2 separate regions of the Mus musculus genome follow, and region 1 is linked to region 2. A link is a loop called in an ENCODE intact Hi-C map of the cell type or tissue named here. Cell type or tissue: heart. All regions are shown on one strand. Links, peaks and the distances in the headings refer to the core of each region. The heading gives the core; the rest is flanking DNA.

The links. A loop is a pair of places that touch in the nucleus more often than their neighbours do. Peaks named below come from ENCODE experiments on the same cell type or tissue, not always from the same donor. Only the 100,000 strongest peaks of a DNase experiment are listed, where the experiment ranks them.
Region 1: a loop joins it to region 2, with 7 times the contacts of the local background. A loop is called at or near these places in 8 of 42 quality-filtered maps.

The regions. Positions count from the first base shown.
Region 1 is chr1:182,375,221-182,378,129 of GRCm38, reverse strand. No RefSeq gene overlaps it. Among named protein-coding and RNA genes, the nearest start is that of Trp53bp2, 32 kb to the left of the region's middle. In heart, for the core only: a CTCF peak has its summit at 1,763 (motif pointing left); no DNase peak of the experiment used is centred there.
Region 2 is chr1:182,488,275-182,491,183 of GRCm38, reverse strand. It overlaps Capn2 (calpain 2), which reads left to right. Exons shown (of 21, transcript NM_009794.4): 5 at 149-317; 6 at 1,136-1,219; 7 at 2,105-2,190. LOC108167751 (a long non-coding RNA gene) reads right to left here. Exons shown (of 2, transcript XR_003948412.1): 1 at 2,479-2,909; 2 at 1-1,342. Among named protein-coding and RNA genes, the nearest start is that of Capn2, 28 kb to the left of the region's middle. In heart, for the core only: CTCF peaks have their summits at 399, 1,050 (motif pointing right) and 1,280 (motif pointing left); a DNase peak (open chromatin) is centred at 1,183; H3K4me3 peaks cover 652 bases; H3K27ac peaks cover 640 bases.

The DNA of each region.
Region 1 (2,909 bases), core at 273-2,772, 110 kb after region 2:
GCTACCTGCTTTGAAATAATTATTTCCGTTTTTTGTTTTGTTTTGTTTTGTTTTTGTTTTCTCGAGACTGTCCGGCAATTATTTACTTTTAAAATAGCTGCTCCAGAAGAAAAATGCAACTTAAGGTTTTAAGTAGACATTTTTAAAATTAAAAAAAATAAGGATGAAAAATATAACTTAGCATGTCATAAAAGCTGCTAAAAGCCAGGCAGTGGTGGCGCACGCCTTCAATCCCAGCACTTTGGAGGCAGAGGCAGGCAGATTTCTGAGTTCAAGACCAGCCTGGTCTACAGAGTGAGTTCCAGGACAGCCAGGGCTACACAGAGAAACCCTGTTGGGGGTCGGGGGAAGCTGCTAAAAGCTGGTGCTCTGATTGGTACCCAGTGTGAGCCAGCTTTCTGTCACTCTAAGCTGCAGTAAATACCTAGGTAGCCAAAGAAAAGAGAGAAGGGAAATCTGGCCCTCAAGCGTGGAGGCTTCCGTTACTGGTGGGCTGTGCTGCCTTTGGACTAGCAGAGACATAAGTACGTGATAGTGGGCAAACTGTGGTAGAGAAAGCAACTCTCCTCATAGCCAGAATGCAGGAGAGAGGAAGAGAAAGAGGCTGCAGGTTCACAGTCCCTTAGAAGATGTGCCGCTTCCTCCTCCATAATCGATATCCTGCCTCTGTGCAGGTTTGTACTTCTACAGAAATACATTAAAATATAATCTGAAAATACAAGCTGCCCTCCTGGGAGGAACAAGTTCACATACGGAATCATTTTACAGGAAAAAGCAAGCAGGAGGGAAGAAATAGAAGACTTCATTGCGGGGTGGAGATCAGCAAAACATAGGGCTGCAGACATAAGGAAAGGGTCAGAGTGATGCTCGATAGTCTGCATGCTAAGCAAAAGAGAATCAATTTAAAACAAAAAGAAAAAGTGTTGGCTTGAGGAACACTTTCCGGGGCAGGAGATCCCACGCCGACAGCTGCAGGGAGATCCCACACCGACGGCGTCTTTGTTACTACATTTTACTGTGGGAGCAGGGGCCATGGCTCAGGTGTGGTCAGAGGACAACTTGCAGGAGTCTGTTCTCCCTATCCATCTTGTGGCTCCTGGGAAATGAACTCAGGTCATCAGGCTTGGTGGTGATGCCTTTGCCAGCTAAGCTAGCCAGCCAGCCCCCAACAGCTCCCTCAATCGAGGTTTAGAGCTTCCAGGCAAAGGTGCTGATCAAAAAGCATTTTGATAACAGGCATGTAAGACAGGAACTATGAAATCATTCTTTGACCCTCTAATTTTCCTTTGAAATACAATGTTCTTATTGGTGCTCTTTACAGACCCAGCATAACATGAAGTACATTGAAACATTATTTTCTAAAATAAAGCTGTACTGACTGTGGTAATTCTAACATGAGGTGTAACATTCTATTTCAACCAGAACATTAAGTATTAGACGTATCGCAGCTTTATAATCTACTCAAGAGAGCTTATTGAAGGCAGAAAATGAACCTGAGCAGTAGCGCTTATATTCAGCCCTCATTAGGTTTGTGCAAACGGTTGTTTAAATTCCCAACGGGAAGTCTGTCCATCTGGCAGGCATGATAGCGTAGCGAGGAGGACCAGATGGGCTCTGAAATGGGTCGTTCCTGGCAGAGTGAAGAATACTTACGGTAGGATTGATTTTTGATGCACCACCTGAGGTGCCCAGGACAGACCATCCAAGTCCCCAATGGACTTGTCCCCCTGTGCAAAACTTAAAAGCATTAAAGGCCACCTAGTGGCTAAATGGGAAAACGACATGTCAGATGATTCTGTGGCTTCGTGTATGGACTATAAACAGGCTCTTTAATTTGGTCAGCTCCTCTTGCACACAAAAGCATCTTAAGTGGCCCTGGGTTGGCCATAAATATCTCCTACAAACTCTGTTACTTCCCCATCATCATTGCCAGGGTCCTCGGTCAGGCTGTCTTTCGCCATCAATATAATTTCTCTCTATAGCTCCCTGAAAATGTTATGTGCAGAATATGGCATTACTGTATGTGAGTAAATGATCAATATTTGTCGCTTAGAGAGAGGATAGGGGAGCGTTCTCTGGGTACAATGCTTTCTTCACAGCATGAAGACCTGAGTTCAAAACCGAAGCTGACTGTGGTGGTGTGTGCCTGAAATCCCAGCATCAGGAGACAGAGACAGGAAGAATCTTGGCGCTCTTTGTCGTCAGCCAGTCTAGCCAATCGGTGAGCTCCTGTCCACTGAAGGGCATGTCTCAGAAAATAGTATACAATGATAGAAGAGGATGCTCTTTGGCCGTGGCCTCCACAGATGCACTCATGGACATGCACACCTATACACGCTCACATGTGCATGCACACACATCTCTATTTCACACCAAACAGCTTTGGTCATTAGTGAGAATCATCCCCTCGCTCCAGTACCTTCTCAAATTCTTTTGCAAAAATACAGCAATATGCTACACTATTAAACAGTGGCAATGAGCTGTTCAGCACAAAGGCAAATGCGCAGTACGTTTCATTGGCGAGAAGTTCATTCCAGAACACCGCTCACCCGCGAGTCTTCTTGATTAGCCTTCGGAATGGTTTGGATGATTAAATAGCAGCATTTAAATTCAGATATATTTTTTCCCCACAGAATTGTAATTGGGGTCTCCCATGGAGAGACCTATCAGACCTATCAGACTTCCATGTGACAAGTCCCAGTGTGACATTAACAAGACATTCAAAAGAGTAGGGAAGTCTCTCTGAGAAAGAACTTCTGGGTGACAATGCCGCTCACCCTTGCCTGATTTTGCTTTCGATTCTGACTCCCCTTTCCGCTGACTCGGAGGACCATCCTTCAGCTATCTGTCATTAAAATAAGCAGTTTGTAGCAAGAGTTCAGAGATGTGGTTTTCTTCTTTTGCCATTC
Region 2 (2,909 bases), core at 257-2,756:
TGCCTTCCTGGGCACCCCGAGTTGGAGACAAAGACAAGGAAGATAAAAGCAGAGGACCCCATGAGCTCCCAAGTGGGGATCTAAGTTGGAGTGGGGAGGCATTTTCAGGGATGAAGGCTCCCTGTTGCAGCATGAATTCCCCCTTCAGGATCAATGGGTGCTATGAAGCACTCTCAGGGGGTGCCACCACGGAAGGCTTTGAAGACTTCACAGGAGGCATTGCTGAGTGGTATGAGCTGAGGAAGCCTCCTCCCAACTTGTTCAAGATCATCCAGAAGGCTTTGGAGAAAGGTTCTCTGCTTGGCTGCTCTATCGATGTAAGTCTCCATCACCCTCCGCAAGCACTCAAGTCCGCCGCCACCCAGAAGCTCCTTAAGGCATGGGTGCATCCCTTGCCCAGGGTCACCAGGCAATAGTCCTCTAGGGGCGCCATTGATACAGTAACAGTGCCACCAGACCTTCATCCCCATCCCACTTTCCATTCTAACTGTGTTGTATCACTCCACTCACAGACCGCAGGTCACAAAAAGCCCCCCACCCCCCTTCTGCTGGTCTTGACACCTTGTCCGGCACCTGCAGGGTTGTTTGAGCAGCCCTGCAACCTCTCCTCACTCTGTCCCAGTGCTGGTGGGTCCTGGAGAAGACGCCAGGGAGTACCAGAAGGATCTGCTTCTTCAAAATAGCTTTGCAGGCAAACAAACCTCACCAGGGAGATGGAAAGTGAGGCTGGTCCAGGCCCCAGGAGTTTCCCCAAGCTGTGCCCAAAGGATGGGAAAGGAGGGCCTTTAAGGAGTTGGCAACCCAATACATGGATTCTGAAGTTAAAAAGTCGCTGTCAGTGCAACTTAGTTGGGCGGAGTAGGGGTTGCAGAATCACAGCATCTTGGCTACAGTTGCCACTTGGGTGTCTGTCATTAGGCCTCCCACAGACCCTTGTCTAGAAGGTGACTCATCTGGGGGGAGGGGGGGCATGCGCCAACTTGCTCCCTGGTGATCAGCAACTAAAAGTTGCTCCTCCAGGTGGCAGGATGGATGCGCAGAGTTTTCCAGACTAGGCCCGGGTGCCATGTGCATCTTTCTGGGCCATTTGTATCCGGGATGGAGCAGCTGCCACCTACTGTCCTTGTGTTTGCAGATCACCAGCGCTGCAGATTCTGAGGCCGTTACGTACCAGAAGTTGGTGAAAGGACATGCGTACTCTGTCACCGGAGCCGAGGAGGTACGCCCCCTGCTAGCACGTGGCTGTCCGGGGTGGGGCCTCCAGGGCGGCAGCTGCCTGGCGCGCGCTGCCCTCTGCTGGTCACCGAGGCAGCTGCAGGCGTTCTTTTACTCTCTGGATCAGCTTTAAAAACAAAACCCAAACTCAGAACTTCCTATTTTACACTCTTAAATTATTGTTCGTGGGGCGTGGTGGCTCACACCTGAAATCCTAGCCTCTGTTTCTCAAGGGCTAGGATTTTCTAAAAATATTATTTTTTAAATGTGTATTTTAACTTGGCTAACTTTTACTGCACATGCTGTCTCCATATAAATGGCTGGGTTTTTTTCCCCCAGCCATTTACAAGTAAGCTGCAGGTATGGTGGGCCTGTCATCCCAGCCTTCGGAGCCTAGACAGGAGGGTAACCCAATGAAACCTTGTCAAAACAACAAACAACAACAACAACCCAAACAGCATCTTCCTTTTCACCCAACATCATAAGCAACGGAGAACGCATCTCTGAGAGCCTGTGACAGAAGTACCACCAGTTACAGTTAGTTAACGGATGTTTAGCTCTAACACCCCAACCACAGACACCAGGCCAGCTAGCCAGGCTGTTGGTGTCTCCCGCTGCTAACAAAGATTAAAGGCCCAGTCTTTAGAGCCAGCTCCTGAGAGCTTTAATTCTTATTTCATTGGCTTCCCCGGAACTTGGGGAGCGAGCTCCTGGGTACTTGGAGTTTAGTTATGATTTTCCAAAGCTGCCCAGCAGTGATCTGAGGGTTAAGTCCCTTCCAGCTTCCATGATCCTCCTCCACCCACTTGTCTGAAGTGGGGGTGTCCAAGCCCCTCCAAGCCTGCATGTCCCTTAGTCCCTCTCTCCTTTCTTTCATTGGATCCTTCAGGTTGAAAGTTCAGGAAGCCTGCAGAAATTGATCCGCATCAGGAATCCCTGGGGACAAGTAGAGTGGACCGGGAAGTGGAATGACAAGTGAGAAGGGAACAGGGTGGGTGGGCCCCTGGAGCGCGCATTCTACAGGGAGGGCCGAGGAGTGGGGCCAGAGAGCACACACCCTACACGGAGGGCTGAGGAGGGCTAGCTGAAGCTCTGAGAGGTGGCACTGTGGGCAGTGCCAAGAAATGAGGTCCTGAGGTCACTCCTCACACCGCGTGGGCCCCAGGCCTGCGACTCGCTAAGGGGTTTTGCAAACAGGTCACCACTCAGCACTGGGGAGCCATGGCCTGGCCCAGGCCTCCAGCGGGGCACATTCTTTCCTACCTCATGGTCCGGTCCGTGGTCCCTCCTTCCTTTTCCAGCTCACGTTCACTCTGCTATTGGGCCCTCTGGGGTAAAACACACCCCACAGGCTAGTGAGATGGCCCAGTAGGTAACGATGCTTGGCGCCAAGCCTGATGCCTGGGACCTACATGGAGGAAAGAACCTGCTAACCACAAGTGGTCCTCTAACCTTCAAAAAAGCACTGTGGCAGAGCACACCATCACCCTGCTGGAATATTCGAGGGGGCACACACTCGCGCGTGCGCTCACACACACACAAATAAGTGTAAACAAAAAATAAAGGAAGAAAAGGCCCCGTCATCCTAATAAATCAAGGCCATGAACTGTGTGCCAAGAGCGGGGATGAGCCTGTTGATCCCCAGGGCTTTCCGGTAGCTGTTAAGCTTCAACCCTCTGGGACAAAAGCTCCGT